2 separate regions of the Homo sapiens genome follow, and region 1 is linked to region 2. A link is a loop called in an ENCODE intact Hi-C map of the cell type or tissue named here. Cell type or tissue: heart right ventricle. All regions are shown on one strand. Links, peaks and the distances in the headings refer to the core of each region. The heading gives the core; the rest is flanking DNA. Region 1 overlaps EDA (ectodysplasin A). Region 2 overlaps EDA (ectodysplasin A).

Region 1 (12,458 bases), core at 2,447-10,446, 240 kb after region 2:
AATATGTAGCCTTTTGCATCTAGTTTGTTTAATTATGTTGTCAAGGTTCATCCAAGGAGTACTACGTATAAAAATACTTCCTTTCTTGGCCAGGTGTGGTGGCTCACGCGTGTAATCCCAGCACTTTGGGAGGCCGAGGTGGGCAGGTCACGGGGTCAAGAGATCGAGACCATACTGGCCAACATGGTGAAAACCTGTCTCTACTAAAAATACAAAAAAATTAGCTGGGTGTGGTGGTGCACACCTGTAGTCCCAGCGACTTGGGGGGGCTGAGGCAGGAGAATCGCTTGAACCTGGGAGGCGGAGGTTGCAGTGAGCTGAGATCGTGCTGCTGCACTCCAGCCTGGCCACAGAGCGAGACTCTGTCTCAATAAATAAATAAATAAATAAATAAATAAATACTTTCTTTGCATGACATAACTGATTTTCAATAAAGGAGCAAAAGTAGTTCAATGGCGTAAGTATAGTTTTTTCAACAAATGATGCTAGAGCAGTTGAACATCTATAGTCAGAAAGGAAAAAACTGCTGTTGAACTAACTTTCACCCATACACAAAATTAAGTCAACATGAATTATGGACTTAAGTGTAAAATTTAAAACAACTAAACTTTTAGAAAAAAAATATGAGCAAATAGAATCTAAGACTAGGCAAAGAGTTTTCAGACTTGGCACCAAAAGCCTAATCTATCAAAAAAAAGTGATTAAGTTGGACTTTATCCAAATTAAATCTTTTGCTCTTCATAAGACCCTCTTAAGGGGATGAAAAGACAAGCTACACACTGGGAGAAAAATACTTGCAAGACCCACATCCAAGAGGACTAGTATGTTGAATACATAAAGAGCTCTCAAAACTCAACAGTTAAAAAAAATCCCATTAGAAAATGGGAGATTTGAAGAGCTATTTCACCTGAGGGTGTACAGATGGCAAAATAAGCACATGAAAAGATGTTCTGCCACATTAGCCATTAGAAAATGCAGCTTCAAACCACAATGAGATATCACTGCACACCTATCTGTATGATTAAAATAAAAATGAGTGACAACACCAAATGCTGGCAGGGCTGTGGAAAAAGGGAATCACTCATACATTATTAGTGGGAATGTACAATTGTACAGTTTCTCTGGATAACAACTTGGCAGTTTCTTATAAAACTAAACACACAACTACCATACAATCCATCAATTGCACTCTTGAGCAATAATCCCGGGAAATGGAAACTTATATTTATGCAAAAACCTATATACAAATGTTCACATAAGCTCAAATCATTATAGCCAAAAACTGGAAATAGATCAATGTCCTTTAACATGTGAATGGTTAAACAAACTGTGAACAAATAAAAGGAATAAATTCTTGATATACACAACAGCTTGGGTGAATGTGCAGAGAATTGTGCTGAGTGAAAACGGCGAATCTCAAAAGGACATACATACGCTATGATTCCTTTTGTAAAATAATCTAGAAGTGAGAAAATTATAAAGATAGAACAGATTAGTGATTGCTATGAGTTCAATCCCACACTTTCAATCCCATCATGTTGCCTTTTTACACCACACACACCACCCCTGCCCATACAAGGAAGAATTCATTGCCTACTACCCATAGTATAAGAAATGTTACAGCACATCCTTCAGGAAAAAATAAAATGACATCAGATGAAAATATGGATATATAGAAAGGAATGAAGAACACCAGAAATAATAATTACATAATTTTTTTTCTTGTTGTGTGTGCTATAAACCCTAAAGCAACCCCTAACATACTAAGAGATAAAGCTAATCATCCAACAAAGGCTTTGCAATATAATTATAATGATACTTAATCAAAAAGAAGTCAGGAAAAGAAGAAAAAGGGAACAAAGAATATCTGGGATAAATAAAAAGCAAATGACAAGATGATAGACTTAAACCTAACCACATCAATTGTCACATTAAATCGAAGTGCTTTAAACACCTCAATTAAGAGGCAGAGACTGTCAGACGGAATTAAAAAAGCAAGATCCAACAACATACTGCTTAACAGGAAACACATTTTAAATATAAAGGCACAAATGGGTTAAAAGTTAAAGAATGAAAAATGATATACCACACTGATACTAATCAAAAGAAAGCTGGATCACTGATAGAAGTGCAAGGAGAAATAGACAAATACACAATTATATTCAGAGATTTCATTACTCATCCCTTAATATTGATAAAATAAGTAGACAGAAAATCAGTTAGGAGACAGAAGACTTTGCAAACACTATCAACCAAGTAAACTACTTGATATTTATAAAACACACAACTCAGCATTGACGAGTACACAACTGCCCATGGAACATTTACCAAGCTAGATCACGCTCTGGGCCATGAAACAAGTCTCAACAAATTTTAAAAAATGCAAGTGGCACAAAGAATGCTCCATTACCACAATGAAAATAAATTAGATGTCAAGAACAGAAAGACATCTAGAAAATCATTAAGTATTTGGAAATTAAATATTGCACTTCTAACTAATCCATAGGTCAAAGAGGAAATCAAAACAGAAATTAGAAAAAGATTGTGAACTGAATGATGATGAATAAACCGTATATCATAATCAATATTTTGGGGGAATTTATAGCACTAAATGCCTACGTTAGGAAAGAACAAGAAAGTTCTCAAATCAATGACTCCATCTTCCTACATTAAATAACTAGTAGAAGAACAACACATTAAACCCAAATAAGGAGAAATGTTTGTAGAAATTGACAATTGGGTTCTAAAATTTGTAAGAAAATGTAAAGCACCTAGATGAGTCTAAATAACTTCAAAAAAGAACAATTATGGAGGACATATGTTACTTTTTTGGGACTTAATATAAAACTATAATAATCAAGACAGTATATTATTGTGTAAAACAGGCAAATTTATTAATGATACATAATAGAACCGAGAAATAGATCTGCTCTTATATCATCAACTGATTTTCAATAAAGATGTCAATGCAATACATTGGGAAAAGAACTGTCTATTCAACAAACCATGCTGAAACAAGTGGATATCCATATGCAAAAAAATAAATAAAGACACCTTGGCACTTACTACACATTGTATAAAACATTAAGTCAATATGGATCATGGACCTAAATGTACGAGCTAAAATTATAAAACTTTTTGATGAAAACAGAAGAAAATCTCAATGTACTTAGGTTTGTCAAAGATTTCTTAATTATTACAAAACTCCAGAAATTACAAAAGGGGAAAAATCATTACATTGGATTTCATGAACATTAAAGATGTTCACTCTTCAGAAGACATCACTGTGAAAATGTAAAGTCAAGCCACAGATGGGGAAAACTATTAACAGAACGTATATGTGACAAAGGACTTGCACCTAGAATATATAAGGAACTCTTACAACTCAATAATAAGATGAGAAAGAACTTAAAATTCAGCAAAATACTTGAATGAATGCTTCATCAAATAATATATTCAGATGCCAAATAAGCACATGAAAAGATGTTCAATATAATCTGCCATTAGGAAAATGCAAATTAAAACTTCTTAGCATGAAATAATACTGTACATCTACTAGAATGGCTACAATTAAAAAGACTTAGTACACCAAGTCTTGTCAGGATGTGAAACAACTGGAATGCTCATACACTGCTAGTGCTAGTGCAAAATTTGAAAGTTTGGCAATTTCTTACCAGGTAAACATACACCTGCCATATATCCCAGCAATTCCACTGTCTTTTTATCTAAGAATAAAAGCATGTGTACACAAAAACACTTGTATACAAATGTTCATAGCATTTATCTGTAATAGCCAAAAAGTGGAAACAAGTCACATGTTTATCAACAGTTGAAAGGAAAAATGAATTGTCACATATCTATAATATACTGCTACTACTAAACAATAAGAAAGGAATGAACTATTTATATACATGACAGCATGGATGAGTATAAAAATAATTATACTGAGTAAAAGAAACCAGAGAAAAAGTTCATACTCTATGAATCCATTTATAAAAATTCTAGAATATGCAAACTAATCTGTATTGAAAAAAAAAGCAAATCAACAGTTGCCTAGGATAGGAGGAGGTGAGTAGGGAAGGAATGGAGGGAATACAAAGGGACACAAGTAAACTTTTGGGCATGATAGGTATATTTATTATTTAGATTGTGGTGATGGGTGTGTGCATCAAATTGTAAACTTTAAATGTACTTAATTGTATGTCAATACTTCAATAAAAGTACTAAAAAGTAAGTAAAATGTGGCATAATTAACACAATCACAATGTTACTAGTAATTATGTTACTACTTTTAAGGATTTCTAGGTGTTTAACATCAAGTCACAAGGAAAGGTGGCTCTTTCTAGCCAAAGGACTAGGAAAATGGCAGCCTGGCAAGACAGAATAATTCTAATCACCTTCCTACTCCACCTAAACACCACGGATAAGACTGTGGCTCCACTCCCATCCATAGCACCTTCAGCAAAGGCCAACTCAAAGTCAAAAAATAACAGATGCTGGCAAGGCTGTAGAGAAAAGGGAATGCTTATACACTGTTGGCGGGAGTGTATATTAGTTCAACCACTGTGGAATGCAGTGTGGTGATTCCTCAAAGAGCTAAAAACAGAACTACCATTCGATCCAGTAGTCCCATTACTGGGTATATACCCAAAGGAATATAAATCATTCTACCACAAAGACAGATGCATGCAAATGTTCATTGCAGCACTATTCACAATGGCAAAGACATGGAATCAACCTAAATGCCCACCAATGACAGACTGGATTAAGAAAGTGTGGTACATATACACCATGGAATACTATGCAGCCATGAAAGAGAATGAGACCATGCCTCCTGCAGGAACGTGAATAGAGCTGGAAGCCATTATCCTTAGCAAACTAACGCAGGAGCAGAAAACCAAATACTACACGTTCTCACTTATAAGTGGGAGCTAAATGATGAAAACACATGGACTCAAAGAGGGGACCTAAGGACCTATAAGACACTGGGACCTACTTGAGAGTGAAGGGTGGGAGGAGAGAGAGGGTCAGAAAAAATAACGATTGGGTACTAGGCTTAGTATCTGGGTGATGAAATAATCTCAAACTCCCATGACATGAGTTTACCTATATAACAAACCTGCATATGTAACCCTGAACCTAAAATAGAAGTTAAAAAAAAATGCCAGATACTTCCCCCCTACAAAAAAATCAAATGGAAATTTTAGAACTGAAAAAATATACTTGCCAAATTGAAAACTCAATGTGTGGGCTCAACAGCAGAACAGGGAGAACAGGAGAAAAGAATCAGTGAACAAGGAAATAGAACAATAAAGTGGGCAAACAATTGAGCAAACCGTGGTACATCCATAACATGGAATACTACTCAGCAATAACAACGAACAAACTATTGATACAGACAAAAACTTAGATAAATCTCAAGGGTATCGTGCTCAGTGAAAAACAAGCCAATCCCAAAAGGTCACATGCTGTACGATTCTTTTTCTTTAATATGCTAGAAATGACAAAGTTTTAGACATGGAAAGCAAATTAGTGGTTGCCAGGGGCTACAGATAGTGAAGAATGGTAGGGAGCAGGTTTGACTCTAAAGGGGTAGATAGCAAGAAAGAGATCTTCGTGGTGATGGAATTGTTTTTATTGGCTATACAAATCCTCAGAAGTGATAAGATGGCATAGAATTTATACACACATTGTACCAATGTCAGTTTCCTGGTTTTAATATTGTACTCTAATTATATAATATATAATCATTGGGGAAAACTGAATGAAGGGTACAAGAGACTTCTCTGTACTATTTTTTGAAACTTCCTGTATTTCTGAAAATAAAAAGTTATGTTTAAAATATTTTAAAATAAAAAGTTCAAAAAGAAAGAAAATTAAAACCAACACATTGCAAACAACTACAAGTACAATTCAATGAACACCAGTGATGGTTATGAATGATGGGTAAGAGGCTGCAGGCTAGAAAAACATCACAGAATAGGAAGACAAAACCACTATACTGCAAAGTGATCCAAACTACATAGTACTGAATCATTGGTTACCAAAGAGAAATGGAACTAAGGGTTACTCTAATTTAACCGTAGGTTACTCACCACTAGAGAATGAGCATTTTCAAACCAGGTAATATTATCTTTTGTATAACAAGGTAGATAGAACCTATATAAAATAATGCTGGCATATAGTAGGCCCTCAGTATATATTTGTTGAATGAACGCATGAAAATGAATGAATGAATAGGTAAGCCAATTCTCTTCTTAGGTCCACCACTGTTGCTACATTCTCTCATAGCCTTTAAGAACTTTTTTTGAGAGAGTGCTTGAGATCAGAAAGTTCTGGCTGTTCAGTGATAAATGATTGTCCCTCTTCTTAGGGTGGAGTGTTGACTAAATATTTCCTTCAGAAGCTAAACAGTTTAAGAATCATTGTTCCAAAGCACTAATCTCTGATTGTTAGGCGGTGCCATGCCTATGACAATTTGATTTGGGGATCTTTTCAAATCATTTTAAGTTAAAGTGACTTCAAATTAATTTGGTTTGAGAATTGCATGCTAACCATTGAGAAGATTATAAATACCCTGGGATGCCACCCTAGATGACAAGGTGTCAGAGTGATTGAGATGTCATCCAGAGAATATTATTACTTAAATAAACAAAATGAGCTCAGCTGCAGTAGTTTATAATAGAATCCTTTTGTACAAATATGGTAAAGGAGATTATCTGATAAAGGTTTTATTTGGGCAGCATCAATGAAGAAAGGTAAAGGGGAAAAAGTAGGAAATATTTTTCAAAAATACAACAAAAACAAAGAAAAACAACAGTTTTCCTTGTTGTCTTTCTTTTATTATGTAATACTTATTAGGGAATATACAGAAGGACAGAAGGCATCAAGAATAAGAAACGGGCAGGGTGCGGTGGCTCACACCTGTAATCCCAGCACTTTGGGAGGGAGAGGCGGGTGGATCACTTGAGATCAGGAGTTCAAGACCAGCCTGGCCAATGTGGTGAAACCCTGTCTCTACTAAAAATACAAAAACTAGCCAGGCATGGTGGCAGGCACCTATAATCCCAGCTACTCAGGTGGTTGAGGCACGAGAATCGCCTGAACCCAGGAGGCGGAGGTTGCAGTGAGCTGAGATTGGACCACTATACTTTAGCCTGGGCAACAGAGTGAGACTCTGTCTCAAAAAAAAAAAAAAAAAAAAAAAAAAGAATAAAAAATGAATGGGAGTGGTAGTGGTAGTGGTGGAAGAAAACTAAGACAGGAAGGATAAGAGATCAATGAGCAAGGTTCATTGCTAGACCAAAACAGTAGTTGAGAGGAAGAGTGAGGAGGCATATACACTTTCCTTTGTTCTAATCTAATTATCCCCTCCTCAGCTCAGTAATGTCCCTTCTGCCCACCTCACCCTTCCTGGCTAGCTCATCTCTTCTCTCTCTTATATCTACTAATACCTAATCAAAATTTATTATAGCATAGTCTCCCCAGGGACTCTAGCAGGTCAACGCTAGTCTGGTTTTCTAAAGGAAAGCTCAATGTAGCTGATGGATGAAATGAAATGAAAGTCTAAAGCCTCAAAACTCATTGGTTTATTTTAACCTTACACTTGGATACTCACCCATCATCATATCCTTTTTAGCCACAGGGCACTAACGCTAACTGATGTATCAGACAGAGAACTCCAAACCATGCTGCTCTGGGGAAATTTGCATAATGTCCCTCAAATATCAGGGGTTGGCCTTAGTGCTCACAAGCACTATAATGAGTGAAGTATCTCTAGTGCTAGGTCCAAACATAATTTATCAAGCCACTGATTGTTTATTCAGTAAGTGAGGCTATTTAAATGTTTAATAATATACCTTCATTATACTGCAAAAGTTGAGGTCACATAAGGCGGCAGTTGCAGCATTGTGTAGGCATAATTCATAGTTTACCATTCAATCTAGATACTTCAGTTGCATTGCCATATTTTTGAACTGATAAATCTGATTATCTTTAGAGAGCATACCATTTGCTCCCTTCAGAAAACATTTTTCATTTACCAATAAACATCTCATCAGAGGCATTTGAATACCCACCAAATGTATGTTCCTGTAATAGACACTTAGATACAAAAGCAAAAAGAAGGAAAAGCAAATTTCTCTTCTTCTGAAAGGCCAGTCTAAAATGGATATACTGACATGGTCACATGCAAAACAGGATGACTACTAAAGCTGAAGAAATGTCCCTCACTCCTATCAAGGCCTAGATATCCTGCCTATTTCTAGAAAATACTTTTACACCTTAAATGAATTCATAAAAGGACATAGGAAGTTGTTTTCTCCCAATTATCTTTGTAAAATCTTATATCCAATCATGAGCTCCTAAAAGCATCAAAGTAGAAACTTTTTCCCAAAGCTCAATTCAAAGCCATAAAATGGTAATATCACCACTGTATTTTTAACAGACCACAACTAATCCAAAATCATTCCTATTTTTCTGGGCACAAGGTGACATGAGGATATTTCTAACTAACAGTAAAAGTAGTTCCTTTGTCCCAAACTACCTGTGCAGAGAAATAAGCATTTTCCATTTCCATCATAATGAAGGATACAATCTTTCCTAGGAACATCTGAAAGACCAAGAGTTTTAATTACTGATCTTGCTGAGTTCCAATGACATCTACTTTTATTAATTTCATACTTCAATCGAGTGTGAAGGGAAATCACCTTTCCTCTTCTCTCTCATTTCTACTCAGTTCAGGTGGCTTAATAAATGTATTGATTAGCCACTAATTGTTCATCTTAAAAATTAATTTGAAAAGTAAATTTGTAAAAAAAACACTGCTTCTATTTGGACATGGGCTGAGTGCTCATGATGCTTGGGCCACAGTCCACACATCTGAATTATGCACATGCTGTACCAAGTGTCACAAAGTACTTTATTTAGCCAGCTGGAGACACAGATTTCACACTGAGGAGTTCAGTGCTTCCTATAGGAACAATGCCGCGTGGATAGTCAATAAATCTTTATGAAAAGCCTTCCTCGCAGAGGGAAAAAGAGAAAGACAAGTGAACCAAGAAAGGGCTGGTTGGAAGCTTCTGTGACTGTTTTGGGAAGAAAGACTTACTGGAGAACAAAGAAAATGTCTGCAACTTTTCCAGTAGAGGGGAATGGGGACTGAGAGAAGTGGTCACCAGTCATTCTGGAATAAAGGAGGTTGGGCAGTCACTTCAAACCTTTGGCATCTAGACTACTATTCACGAAAAATTCACAACCTTCCCTTTGTAAAGCATGATTACTTTCCAGTCACCACCAAAACACCTATTTTTAAAAAGTATTGGCCAAGGTTACATATTAAATATATATACTGATACCTCACTTTTCTAGGTAACTTATCCAGCACTTTCAACTACTCAAAATTGGCCAAGACACTAGAAGAGAGCCAAAATTATATATTCTAAGAATGAATGTACAGTAAGACTTATGTTCTTTACCCGTAAAAACATAAATAAGGGTTAGAGTTCTCATAAGAGGACTCCCTATGTTCTAATTCAACGCATAGTCACTCTTAAGATTGTGTCTAAAAGTAACAAGCATATTTGTTTGGTTTCCAGGGGTACAAATGATTAGGAGGAGGGGAACTGCCAGACGCATCAAGTAGTAACAGCTGACAGCAGTGGAAGAGATTAAAGAAGTATAAAAAGCAGATATTAAATTTTAAAAGCATAGTAGTCTGGGGACATTTAGTGTAGGGGCAAACAGTCCTATTCCTATCAAATGTCCCCAGTAGAACAATTGTATAAAGCAAAGCAAAATACTCATGTTTATAATGATGGCAAAACTCTAACCTTGTCCTGATATTTTCATCTGATAATATTATGTCAATAGCTGCAAGCAGGTGGTCTTCTTGAGGCAGTGTAATACAGTGGGGGAAAAACAAGGCACTTACTAAAACGTCAGTTAATCATTTAGTCCAAGATTTTTTATCTGTAAAATGTGGATAGTACTACTTCCTTCACAGGAATGTCATGAGGACAAAATAAGATACTGTATGTAAAAGTACTTCATAAACTATAATGTGCTAAATAAATGATAACTCTCCATTTTCTTTGTTCTGCTTGTTCTAAAATGTGACTATAAGAACCCATAGTGGTTATCTCAGCTTTTTCATCATCTTCTGGGCTTTACACTTTAACACATCTTTCCTCCTTTTACTTGCAAGGGATTATGATACCATTACTTTAGCTATACCTGAACCCTAGAGGCATCCTTGATTCTTCCTTTTCCATTGATATCTAAGCAATGACCTTGTACATCTTCCTAACCTCTCTTATAGCTTTTCTTCATCTGCCATTCCCTCTATATATCCTTGTTGCCCAGACTCTTAGAGCCTCGTCTCTAACTTGTTCCTGCATCTAGTTCCCCCGCAACTCATTTGAGCTTTCCTATACCTGCTTTAAATATGGCTTTGTGCATGTCATCCCCTAAATCAAAAACTTCACTGGCTTCCCAGTGCCCCCAGGATAAAATTCATACCCAACAAATTGGCATTTATAAAACCCCATGGGAGGAATTTCTTACAAGTCTCAAGAAAAGCTGTGCTGCTTCTGAGAAACGAGTTCATTTTTACCTTATAGACACCTGCAACTGTTATAACTAACATTTCCTTCCTTGATCCGTCTGCTAAGAAGCTGAGTCAAATTTAGGGCACAATCATAAGTCTCCAGTGCTGTATACTCGGTGTACTAACCTTACCCTGGCCTCATTTTGTTTCTTATAATTATTTTCCCTTCATACCCATTTCCCTGTCAATTTGTTAATCCTGTTATTGTATGTATTTCTTGGTAAACCAACTGATATCCTTGCTGGAATAAGGCAGACTATAAAATTAGTTTTGTGAGACCAAAGAAAACATATGAGCATATGAACACAAGTGAAAAAGAGGCTGGATAACAAGAGAGGGGGCAGGAATGAGGATGAGAATGAGGATCTTCACTTATGTGAAGTATTAGTTCAACTGTAAGGAAAATAGAGAGCCCTTTGTGGGAACATTTACTATGAGAAGTTGTAACAAGCTAACATGGAAACAAGTGAAGCATTTATAATATCAAATCTGTTTCTGATAACATCTCTGAAATGGGAAGTTCTACTGCTAACCTTTTCTTAAAATACTTTACCAACCAAAAATTTAATAAAGTCAAAGCTAGGCAAAATGATGATGATGTACATTTGTACTGCTTTGCTTTTTTTTTTTTTTTTTTTTTTGTACAAAAGAGCTTTTATAAAACCCCATGAGAGGTTTGTACAAAGCCCTTTTCACATACAGAATCTTACTGGATTGTTCCAACCATACTAGACTGTTCTTTCCTCTGGTACAGAATCCATTCACACTGGCAAGAGTCTGTTACAAGCAGCATTCTCCAGATCTAGGGAGAGATCTGGAGAATCTTTAAAGACGTGGTATTTGCTGTAATACAGTCTTAAGGTATGTTGTTTGCCCCTCTCTCTCAGTCCTCTTCTGCTGGCATTTCCCCTTGTTCTCTAAATCACCACGCTGTACCATGCCAATGTCAGTCTGATCTCTTTACCCATTTTTATGTCGAGCCTCTTTTCAGACACACTATCCAGCCCTCTCCTTCCTTATCCTTATTCCCCAGTCCCAAAAGAACAGCCTTCAACTTCTTTGCACACCTGGGCCACTCCCTCTCCAACCTCTACCTTTCCAAGAAGGCACTTGTTTCGAAGCATTTCAGCTATGAAGACCACCTACCATGGGGCTCACTTATTGTTCTCATTCCATATTGTACCGCACCAGCTTGTATCTTTAGACTGTAAGCTCCTCAGAGAAAGGATTTTCTCCTTTGTTTAGTGCAATCAACCTATTGTAAAACACGGTGTATACTTACAGACTATCACTAATGCGGTTCTTCCTGGGTTTCACTGGAATTATCCACTGAGTCACGTGACTTCATTTCAGCATCATTTGTCTTCCCCTGAATTACTTGAGGCCTTCTTCCAGATTTTTTTTTAAAGTAAAAAATTAGCACTTTCTGCTTTCAGGAGAGCTGTCAGCCACACATCTAAACATACGTGCTTTATCTTGCTTTATTCTATTTCTTACAGATAACTGTATCAAATTAGATATCCTTCAAGAGGCTGCTACAAAGGTAAAACACAAAGCCATTTTCCTTCTGGCTAATCTACAGATGATCTTATTCACTCCTACTATACAGAAAAATGACACTGGACCATTTGGAATTGAGTATATCCCAGCTATCATTAGTTACAATGCTGTATTGGGGAATGATGCTGGTTTAAAAAAGAAAGTCATTAATTTCCCTAGAAAGAAGAGGAAAGAAATCTTAAAATATACAGAATTACTGAATAATAAATCCTATTTTTCAATTAATGCAAATGTTTAATGACTTGAAGTAACTTTAAAGATCAAAATGCATTAGAGGATAAACAGATCAGAC
Region 2 (12,458 bases), core at 2,335-10,334:
AAAAATCCTCAATAAAATATTAGCTAATCAAAGCCAACAATGTATTAAAATAATTATATACCACAACCAAATGGGATTTATTCCTGGTATGCAAGGCTGGTTAACCATTCAAAAATCAATTGAATCCCATTACTCATCAAAAGGTTAAAGAAGAATCATATGATCATGTCAATAGATCCAAAAAAGGATTTTTGACAAAATGCAACATCACTTCATGATAAAAACTCTCAGCCAATTATGAATCAAAGGGCACTTCCACAATTTGATAGAGAACATCTATAACATTCAGAATATTTATGATCCTGGAATATTGGACATCCATATACCATACAGCTAATTTAATGGTGAGGAACTAGATGCTTTCCCTTTAAGATTGGGAACAAGGCAAGGATGTTCCCATTCACCACTCCTACTGAACATAATACTGGAAATGCTAGCTGATGCAATAGGCAAGAACAGGAAATAAGAGGCATAAAGATTGAGAAGTAAGAGACAAAACTGTCTTTGTTCACAGATTACATGATTGTCTATGTGAAAATCCCAAGGAATCAACAAAAATCTTCTAGAACTAAGTAGCAATTATAATAAGGTTGCAGGATACACACCTAATATATAAAAATCAATTGCTTTCCTACATACCAGCAGTGACCAACTGGAATTTAGAAATTAAAAACAAACACTATTTATATTAACATAATATATAGAGAAATACTTAGGTATAAATCTAACAAAATATGAATATCTATATGAGGAAAAATACAAAACTTCAATGAAAGAAAATAAAGATCTAAATCAATGGACATCTTAATAATGTTGTGTCTTCCTATCCATGATCAATGTTCGTGGATAGGAAGACTCAATATTGTTAAGATGTCACTTTTTCCCAACTTTGTCTATAGCAATCCCAATTAAGATCTGCATTAGTCCATTTTCATGCTGCTATGAAGACATACCCAAGACTGGGTAATTTATAAAGAAAAGAGGTTTAATTGACCCACAGTTCCACATGGTTGGGGAGGCCTCAGGAAACTTACCATCATAGCAGAAGGCAAAACAGGCATGTCTTACATGGAGGCAGGCGAAAGGAGTGCCGAGCAAAGGGGAAAAAGCCCCTCATAAAACCATCAGATCTCACTAGAACTCACTCAGCATCACCAGAACAGCATGGGAGTAACTGCCTTTATGATTCAATTACTTCCCACCAGGCCCCTCCACAACATGTATGGATTATGGGAACCACAATTCAAGATGAGATTTAGGTGGGGACACAGCCAAACAATATCAAGATCTCAGCAAGTTGCCTTGTGGGTATCAACAAACTGATTCTAAAGTTTATATGGAAAGGCAAAAGACTCAGAACAGCCAACACAATATTGAAGAATAACAACAAAGTTGAAGAATGACACTACTTGATTCAATACTTACTATAAAGCTACAGTAATCAAGACAGTGGTATTTGTGAAATACCACAAATTAATGGAACAGAAATAGACCCACACAAATACAGTCAATAAATTTTTGACAAAGGAGCAAAGGCAACCTAATGGAGAAGGGATAGTTTTTTTTTCAACAAATGGTGCTGGGATAACTGGACATTTATACAAAAAAATCTAGACAACTTTGACAAAAATTAACTCAAAATGGATCATAGATCCAAATGCAAAGCACAAAACCATAAAACTCTTATAAGATAACATAGGAGAAATCTAGATGACCTTGGGCTTGGCAATAAATTTTTAGATAGAACACCAAAAGCACAATCTGTGAAAGAAAAAAAACTGATAAGTTGAACTTCATTAAAATTAAAAATTTCTGAGAAAGATACTGTGAAGTGAATCAAGAGACAAGCCACAGACTGGGAGAAAATATTTGTAAAACATGTATCTGATAAAGGACTTATCCAAAATACATAAAGAACTCTTATAACAATAAGAAAACAGTTAACCCAATTAAGAAATGGGCAAAGATCTGAACAGAAAACTCAAAAATCAGAAAAAAATGATCCAATTAAGAAATGGGCAAAAGACTTGCATAGACACCTCAACAAAGAAGATATACAGATGGCAAATAAGCATAGAAAAATATGCTCAACACCATTGTCATCAGGGAATTGCAACTTAAAACAATGAGATAGCACCAAACATCTCTTAGAAGGGCTAAAATTCAAAATACTGACAACATTAAATGCTTGAGAGAATATGGAACAAAAAGAACTCTCACTTATTGCTGGTGGGAATGCAAAATGTTACAGCCACTTTGGAAGTCAGGTTGGCAGTTTCTTACAAAGCTAAACATAGTCTTACCATATGACCCATAAATTGTGCTCCTAGGTGTTTATTTACCCAAATGTGCTGAAAACTTATGTCCACACAAAAACCTTCATACCAATGTTTATAGCAGCTTTATTCATCATTGCCTCAAATTGGAAGCAACTAAGATGTCATTTCATAGGTAAATGGTTAAATAAACTGTGGACATCCATATAATGGAATATTATTCAGCAATAAAAATAAATAAGCTATCAATCCAGAAAAAGACACAGAGGAACCTTAAATGCATATTGCTAAGTGAAAGAAGTCAGTTTGAAAATGCTACATACTGTATAATTCCAACCATATGGCAGTCTGGAAAAGGAAAAACTACAGAGATAGTAAAAAGATCAGTGGTTGCCAAGGGTGGGAAGAGGAACTCTTTGTATACAGGAACTCTCTGTTTCTGTTCAATATTCCTGTATACAAAAACTGTTCTAAAAATAGTCTGTAATTATAAAAATAAATTTATAAAACATCCACTAGTTTAAAAGCAACACTGCATGGCATGTAGTTCAACATGAATCTCCAAGCCCTGGCTCTACATCCACCACACCTTTCACATACCTCTTGCCTCTGTACCTTTCTTCATGCCATTCCCTCTGCTTGAAGTGCCCTTCTCCAGTCCCACTTTCCCTCAATACCTACACATCCTTTAAAACTTTAAAAGTCAGACACTAATTCCTCTGTGTTCCATTAACACACTGTTGCATTTATCAAATTATAATTTTCTGATATGTGATCGTTCTACTTAATACATTGTTAACTCCTTGAGGGCAAGGGCTGTGAATTACTCATCTCTGTATCTCCAGCTCCTAAAGCATTTCTTTTATAGTAGCTGTTCAATAAAAATGTTTGTTGAATGAACAAACGAATGACGAAGAAAGTGGTAAACCTGGGAAGTAAACCAAGATTCTGACTCCAAGCTCATTGTACCTTCCATTGAATCACAGTCATGCTAAGCTTAAAGTATTAACGATAATAGTTTCAAAAAACTGTCCATTTGTAAAATGGGCATAATTCTATCAATTTATAGTTATTTTATGGCCTAAATAAATGAAAGTCATGTGCATAGAGTAGGTATTCATAAATTTTAATTTAATTTTATTTGTTCTCTGGTTATACAGGTAGTAGGCTCCAGCTTTCCCCCACCTTTTTTTCCTGATACATGGTCTTGCTCTGTGGCTCAGGCTGGAGTGCAGTGGCACAATCATGGCCCATTGCAGCCTTAACCTCCTGGGCTCACGCAATCCTCCTGCCTCAGCCTCCCAAGTAGCTAGGACTACAGACATGTGCCACCACACCCAGCTAGCTTTTTAAAACTATTTTTTGTAGCAATAGGGTCTCACTATGTTGCCCAGGCTGGTCTCGAAATCTTGGCCTCAAGCAATCCTCCTTCGTTGGCCTCTCTGGGATTACAGGTGTGAGTCACTGCTCCTGGCCCAGGCTTCTAGCTTTCATGCTTTTCTCCCTTTATGTTGAGAACAATACCAGAGAACTGGACATTGTCAACATTTATTCAGTACCAGTTAGTAAAGGAATAAAGAGAAGGCAATGGCTAGCAACCAGGGAGGTACAGGAATGGACATTTTATTCAAGAAAAAGAAAACCATTCTTCAATACAGTTTGTATCTTCAAATCTTGGCATCTTAAGAGTTTATCTTCTATCTCACACTATTAGAATTGTAAACAGAGGAAATGTGCAAATATGCGTGGCAAGCTCAATATATATGAAGAAGATAGAAGCCATTAGCTTCAAAGAAGAGTGAGAATTTTGAATGAGAACCACATGGAATGCCCATGTTCAGAACCCAGATTACAGTTTCAGCATCTGCTGTAAAGCGTGACAAAAAGGCAAGAAAAGGTAGGGGTTTGCAAGTTGATTTTCATCCCGCCCCATCCCATCCCAATCTCAAGTATTTCTTAGGCGAGATGGCTTACATTCCTCATCCAAGGATTTCCTCTCTAGCCCTTGCAGCAGGGGCCCATCTCTGGGGCTTCAGGCTCCACAAACTTAAGTTATGATCAGCTGTGAAACTTCTCTGGCTCAGTTCTGGCTTAGTTTGGAAAAGACTAAAAAATATTACTGTGGTTAAGACAGTACTAAAAGAGTCCTACCAACTACTGACATTTCAGAAGCATAATGGTCCCTCAAAGTTTCATGAGGTATAGGTACCAAATATGTTCCCAAAGTCATAAGCGTGTTTCTTTGCTAAATAAGTATTCTGCAACACTTAGTCTTTGGTCACTTTAGTGGTTAGGATGGAGAAAGCCAGGCCTAAGGGTAACAATCTCTGAAGATAATCAGAAAGATGAATGGGAGATCATGCAGTGTTTTTCACACTGTGTTCTAGAGAGCACCAGGGTCCTGTGTGACATCAACGGATGTTATTGGAAATGGGGCTCCTTGGTCAAAAAAGAGTCTGGGAAACACATGGTTAAGGAAAAACAGATTTCTTCATTGAAGATTTCTCATATCCTTTAATATACTACTTAGAAATGTGACTCTTCAAAAAGGGGATATGAAATGCAGCATTTCCCAAACTTATTTGGTTATAGAAGCTTTTTAAAGAAATACCTATCTCTTGTTGACTTAATGTTCTGTATTGTACTGTTTGGGAAATACTGGGGTTGTGGAAACAGCATGAACTTTGTTAACTTTTCAGAACTGGGTTTGAATTCTAGTTCTATAATAATATTCAATAGCTATGTAACCTTGGGCAAGTTACTTCACCTCTCAATCAGTTTTTTCATTTATGAAAATTGGGACAATAATATCTACCTCAAAAGGGATGTCAGGAGGATTGAATTAGATAATTTACAGTACTTAACACAAGGCCTAGCACATATAGGCACTCAATAAATAGCAGCTATCATCATCACATTCATTTTCTATCACCATCATTATCAAGCCACATACCTACCTGGCAGGGCTAACCAAACAGCTTCAAAATAGGTCTGGCCTGGGACTCAAATGGCTATATTCCTGACTGCTTTGAGAACTGAGTGTAGGGAGAAGAAAACCGGAGTAGTTGTCCAGAGATACAGCTCTATGACTTATTTGCTGTCTGACCTTGGGCGAATCACTTCACCTGTCTGCATTTCTCTCTCCTCCTGCCAAATATAGGTATGGACTAGGTGACCTCTTACTCCAAAATTTTATGAACCTCAGGTCTAAAATGCTATACAAGGATTTATAAATTTATTGTTGAAGAAATCTGTCATACAGGTTAAATCCAATTATAAAGGACGGTCCTGTATAACAAAGCTATTTTTGTGTTCCAGCAGATGGCTGGCAGAAATAGTGCTTTGTCAATCTGGTTACAATGAACTCTGTATAGTGAATAATTCTGTATAACAATTGCTTTCTCTGGTCCTTGACCCCATAATTGTCACTCTCTAACATTGCCCTAATCAACCAAAGAACTTGATTATGTGTTGTTTTCATTATCAACACAAAGAGGGGAGCTGAGTTAAGCTAATCTACAGAATTTCTAGCTGAGATGTTCATGTCCAATTCCATTATCTTACAGTTGAGGAAACAGGACAAGAGAGGTTAAGTAACTTTTCAAGGGTCACACAGCTAGTAAGTGGCAGAACTTTGAATGGGTGTTTGGACTAAATGATTCATCATCTGCAAACTTAGAGATTCCACTGCAAACTCTTTCACCTAGACTATATACAAAAATGTTTAATAAAACCAGAAACAGCATTTATCACTCCCCTTTATCCCTGCATTCAAGCCCTCTTCATAGGATGGCCCCTCTAATTCCATGGTTCATGGTGACATAACTTAAAGCATAATAACCTTTGCTGCAGAACGTCAGTTAGAGATTTTTTGAAAGTCTAAATAAATTACACCCATTGATCCCTTTAGATATATGCACAGTTCCTTCCACAAAGGCCTCTGATTAGTCATGTTTTTTTTTTTCATTATGAAATCATGTTGCCTTTGAAAAAAAAACTAGGTTAACACAGATAGAAACCTTAACACTATGAATATCAAAAGTTAGTTTTCAGGCCCCTGCTTTTCTTTATCTACACACTCTTTCATGAGCACATTTTGTTCCAGGACTTCAACCCTCATGGAGAATGATACAGCCCGTGTCTCTAATACCACTGTGACATTGCCACTTGAACGCATTCCTGTTACCGGGAACTCTCATGCCTCAGATTGAATTTATCTTCTTAGTGGTTCTCACATCTGTCTATACATTGTAATCACCTGTGGAGTTTCAAAAACTCTCAATGCTTGGACCCCAGCCCTAGGAATTCTGATGCAATTGGTGTGGGGTCAGACCTGGGCATGAGGATTTTTCAAACCTTCCCAGGGGAGTCTAATGTGTGACCAAGGTTGAGAACCACTACTCTAGGACAAGCCCTGAACACCATTTCTCCTTCACTTGGGCTCAACAGAAGTCTGAGGTTAAGAATATTCCAGAGTATTCCATCTCCAGCTCTTGGGATTAATGAGATAATAGAAGCAAAAACAGCTTTGGAAAGTATGAAGTGCTAAGGAAATGCAAAAAATTATTTTAAGCAGTATGCACATGAATCAAATGGATTGCTTCAGTAGTTGAGATGTGTTAACTCACTAAACATAGTAAAGGCTACACTGGCAATTTATCATCCAACCTTTTTGTTCAGCAGAACATAGGAGTCAGAAGGGAATCTACTTTTGGGATGTGACATAAATCATCAGAGCTACCCTGTCTTACTGTCGGCAGATTAACCCCATCAATGGGCTGAAGGGGCCCAAATGGCTGGCATCAATGTGCTGTTCCCAGAAGCATATGATGACAGCCATTTGGCTGGCTCCTCTTCACTGAGGAGGAGTGCTACCATGGCAGCTGGCCAGCCAAACCAAACCACAAACAGCGATTACATTGAGAACCACACATATGCAACATGGCTCTAGATTGGGTCCCAGAACAGTTCAAGATGGCTAGCTATTGTGCTATTGTGCATGTTGTGTCCCTTTAATCAGGAATGGAGCTTATCCTGAGTCACACTAGATTCTTCTTCTGATGGGACAAACTAAGGATTTCTGATGTTCAGTTTGTATGTACTCCAGTCATTTACATTAGTGCCTGCCCTAGGATGGAGGTGCTGCTAATACTTTGATTTAGAAAGAGCCAATCCAATTTTTTTCCCCAAGAAGGGTATACTACCTGGATTCTTCTGGGATTATCCTTCAACATGGTAAGTATTTATCTTGCCTTTAATATTTTCATTATTGCCACCCCCTTCTCCATAAAGGCAGTGTCTGTTTTGGTAGCTGTGTGTTGGCCATCCTCTATACATTATACTCAGCAGAACTTTGTCCCAGGAAATACATTTCTCTTCCAGGGAAATTGAACACATAATTGAAAGTCACTAGTGGAAAAGGCATGGTCTTTGAAGTCACAGAACTGCATTCAAGCCCAGCTCCACTACTTAGTAAGTGCTGCATGACACTGAGCAAATTGCTTCATCTCTCTGAGTACATTCTCATTTATAAAATGGGGATACTATTACTTACCTTATAGAGTTGTTATGAGGTTTATACAAGATAACATGAAAAGCAAGTGTAAGATATTCTCTAGGCACTCAATAAAGACAAATTCATCTTTTTGCAAAATTCTATAACCATATAAACTTCATTTGTCCCAAACTCAAGCAAACAGAAATCTCAATTAACTGAACCTCTTTATCCAATATAAATTGGTGTTCACAATAATTATCCCAAGACACAGCAAGATTCTGAAATGGCCTTGAAGGATTTAACTGCCTGTAGAAAGTTCTTTTTCAGTTAATTCTTTCAATTATATTCAACTTATAAATGTTGTTTGAACACAAGATATGCTAGTACCATATTTGTACTACAAACAGATAATATAAGACCTGGCCACCTCGGTGATTGCTATTTATAATATCTTTTTAATCCATTCTCTTGGGTTTTCTAGCTATAGAACAATATCTGTAAATAATGGTACTTTGTATAATTCCCCAACAGTGATATCTCTTATTTCAATTTCTTGCCCCATTACATTGGTAAGAACTTCAAGAATAATGTTGAACATCAGCAGTTACAATGAGCATCTTTGTCTTATTCCCAATTCTAGCAGAAATGCCTCTAATATATTTACCATTAAGTACTATGCTGTTTATTAGGCCAAGATATTCTTTATCATATTAGAGAATGCCCTTTTATTCCTCGTTTACTAAGAATAATCAGGAAAGAGTGTTAGATTTTTATTAAATGCCTTTGTGACATCTGAGGTGATCAAATGATTTATATCCTTTGAGTTGATGATATAATATAATATTAAGAGATTTCCTATTATTGAATAATCTTTGCATTCCTAGGACAAACCCTACTTGGTCATGACACACTATAAATATATTGCATGGTTTGATTTGCTAGTAGTTACCTAAGATTTTTATGTGAGATATCTTTAGTTGTCTTTCTGGTGCTGCTTTGGAAGAGTTTGTTATCAAGGTTATACCAATTTTATAACATGAACTGAGAGGAATTATTTCTCTTTCTATGCTTTGTAACAGTTTAAGGAACATGGGAACTGTTTTGTTCTGTAATATCTCGATTTGGGCCTAACTCCCATTTTCTCTTTTTCTTTTTTTCCTTTTTTTTTTTTTTTCTCTGAGACAGAGTCTCACTCTTGTAGCCCAGGCTGGAGTGCAATGGCGCCATCTCAGCTCACTGCAACCTCTGCCTCCTGGGTTGAAGCAATTCTCCTGCCTCAGCCTCCCGAGTAGGTGGGATTACAGGCACCTGCCACTGTGCCCAGCTAATTTTTTTTGTATTTTTAGTAGAGATGGGGTTTCACCATATTGGCCAGGCTGGTTTTGAACTCCTGACCTCAAGTGATCCACCCACCTTGGCCTCCCAAAGTACTGGGATTACAGGCGTGAGCCACTATACTTAGCCCTAACTCCCTTTTTCTAGGATATCATTGGGTGACTTTTTTCTCCCTGGTAGAAAAAAAGTCCAGTATCCTTCATTAAAAATAATATGGTTATTCCTAGTGTGTGACACTTTCTTGAGAGACAACAACTCATACACGACCTCAGTTTATTTTTCTCAGTCCACTCAGCTACAATGATTTTTTAAAAGTTCATAATCTCTTCTTATCTGTTTTCCATTTATTTTTATTTCAGGCACCAATGTTATTGTCTCTAGAGGCATCAGAGGTGGGAAGGATGAAAGACAAAGGTACAGAAGGAGGAGACAGGAAGGATGGACTCAAGGAGATAAGAAACAAAGTCTGGGAGGTTGCCCTAGGAAGGCTTTGTATTAGTCTGTTTTTACACTGTTGATAAAGACATACCCGAGACTGGGAAGAAAAAGAGGTTTAATGGACTTACAGTTCCACGTGGCTGGGGAGGCCTCACAGTCATGGTGGAAGGTGAAAGGCACATCTCACATGGTGGCAGACAAGAGAAAGAATGAGAGCCAAGCAACACATGTTTCCCCTTATCAAACCATCAGATCTTGTGAGACTTATTCACTACCATGAGAACAGTATGGGGGAAACTGCCCCCATGATTCAATTATCTCCCACCAGGTCCCTCCCACAACATGGGAATTATGGGAGTACAATTCAAGATGAGATTTGGGTGAGGACACAAAGACAAACCATATCATTCTGCCCCTGATCCCTCCCATATCACATGTCCTCACATTTCAAAACCAATCATGCCTTCCCAACAGTCCTCCAAAGTCTTAACTCATTTCAGCATTAACTCAAAAGTCAACAGTCCAAAGTCTCATCTGAGACAAGGCAAGTCCCTTCTGCCTATGAGCCTGTAAAACCAAAAGCAAGTTAGTTACTTCCTAGATACAATAAGTGTACAGTACAGGCATTGGGTAAATACAGCCATTCCAAATGGGAGGAATTGGCTGGAACAAAGGGGCTACAGGCCCCATGCAAGTCTGAAATCCAGCAGGGCAGTCAAATCTTAAAGTACCGAAATGATCTCCTTTGACTCCATGTCTCATATCCAGCTGATGCAAGAAGTGGGTTCCCATGGTCTTGGGCAGCTCCACCCCTGTGGCTTTGCACGGTACAGCTTCCCTCTCAGCTGCCTTCATGGGCTGGTGTTGAGTGTCTGTGGCTTTTCCAGGTGCATGGTGCAAGCAGTCAGTGGATCTACCATTCTGGGGTCTGGAGGATGGTGGCCCTCTTTTCACAGCTCCACTAGGCAGTGCCCCAGTAAGGACTCTGTATGGGGACTCTGACCCCTCTTTTCCCTTCTGCATTGCCCTAGCAGAGGTTCTCCATGAGGATCCTGCCCCTGCAGCAAACTTCTGCCTGGGAATCCAGGCATTTCCATACATCTTCTGAAATCTAGGCGGAGGTTCCTAAACCCCAATTCTTGACTTCTGTACACTTGCAGGCTCAAAACCAAGTGGAAGTTGCCATGGCTTGGGGCTTGCAACCTCTGAAGCTATGGCCTAAGCTCTATGTTGGCTCCTTTTAGCCACTGCTAGAGTGGCTGGGACGCAGGGCACCAAGTCCCTAGGCTGCACACAGCACAGGGACCCTGGGCCTGGCCCACGAAACCACTTTTCCCTCCTAGGCCTCCAGGCCTGTGATGGGAGGGGCTGCAGTGAAGACCTCTGAGATGCCCTGGAGACATTTTCCCCATTGTCTTGGGGATTAACATTTGGCTTCTGATTACTTATGCAAATTTCTGCAGCTGGCTTGAATTTCTCCTCAGAAAATGGAATTTTCTTTTCTATCCCATTGTCAGGTTAATTTTCCAAACTTTTATGCTCTGTTTCCCTTTTAAAACTAAATGCTTTTAACAGCACCCAAGTCACCTCTTGAGTGATTTGCTGCCTAGAAATTTCTTCCACCAGATACCCTAAATCATCTCTCACAAGTTCAAAGTTCTATAAATCTCTAGGGTGGGACAAAATGCTGCCAGTCTCTTTGCTAAAACATAACAAGAATCACCTTTGCTCCAGTTCTCAACAAGTTCCTCATCTCTATCTGAGACCACCTCAGCCTGGACCTTATTGTTTATATCACTATCAGCATTTTTGTCAAAACCATTCAACACGTCTCTAGGAAGTTCCAAACTTTCCCACATTTTCCTGTCTTCTTCTGAGCCCTCCAAACTGTTCCAACTTCTGCCTGTTACCTACTTCCAAAGTTGCTTCCACTTTTTTGGGTATCTTTTCAGCAACACCCCATTCTGCTGGTACCAGTTTACTGTATTAGTCCATTTCATGGTGCTGATAAAGACATACCTGAGACTAGGAAGAAAAAGAGGTTTAATGGACTTACAGGTCCACGTGGCCGGGGAGGCCTCACAATCATGGTGGAAGGTGAAAGGCACGTCTCACATGGCAGCAGACAAGAGAAAGAATGACAGTCAAGCGAAACATGTTTGCCCTTATCAAACTATTAGATCTTGTGAGACTTATTCACTATCATGAGAACAGTATGGGGGAAACTGCTCCCATGATTCAGTTATCTCCCACTCACATGTGGGAATTATGGGAGTACAATTCAAGATGAGATTTGGGTGGGGACACAGAGCCAAACTGTATCAGGCTTTATGGTGGAGATGAAGCTTAAAGAGTTATCTGGAGGAGGACCGGTTGCTGGCCAAGGTGACTAATGTGGGAGTTGGGAAAGGAAATTTAATTTCAGTATTTACTGCCATCAATCAATATTTACAGAATTATTGGCATATCTTCATTTTTAATGCATAGCTGTAACTGAAATGGACCTCTTATGGGGATGTAGTGATTAAATTTACAAATTGAAGGTACCAAGCTCAGATGGTAACTACCTTATCATGTTTCCTTGTTTATGGATCTTGTTTATGGAAAAGGTCTTTGCCCTCCATGTTTAGGAAATTAGCTCTTTGGACCTTGTTTAGTGATCACCTTCTGCATAGACAGAAATAGAAGTGAGTAACACACTAGAACACATGGGCAGTGCCTGTAAGCCCTGATGATAGGATGTCAGAGAGTACAGGATGCCATTCATCTTGGTTATTCCTAATAATTTGAGAAGTCAGTGTTCAGGAACTGCCCTACATGTACTTTTCTAAAGGAACAGGAATAGCCTGGAAAGCCCATTCTCTTTAGCAAGTTTGGATTGACTTCAAACTGCATCCTTCTAATTGGTCCAC

Evidence for each region. Hi-C counts contacts between places; a loop is a spot of excess contacts. Peaks named below come from ENCODE experiments on the same cell type or tissue, not always from the same donor. Only the 100,000 strongest peaks of a DNase experiment are listed, where the experiment ranks them.
Region 1: a loop joins it to region 2, with 3 times the contacts of the local background. A loop is called at or near these places in 3 of 110 quality-filtered maps.

Annotation. Positions count from the first base shown.
Region 1 is chrX:69,758,987-69,771,444 of GRCh38, reverse strand. All of the region lies in intron 1 of EDA (ectodysplasin A), which reads right to left. Among named protein-coding and RNA genes, the nearest start is that of EDA, 150 kb to the right of the region's middle. In heart right ventricle, for the core only: no CTCF peak of the experiment used is centred there; no DNase peak of the experiment used is centred there.
Region 2 is chrX:69,996,110-70,008,567 of GRCh38, reverse strand. The region is part of intron 2 of EDA (ectodysplasin A); the gene reads right to left. Among named protein-coding and RNA genes, the nearest start is that of MIR676, 21 kb to the left of the region's middle. In heart right ventricle, for the core only: no CTCF peak of the experiment used is centred there; a DNase peak (open chromatin) is centred at 7,120; H3K27ac peaks cover 2,331 bases.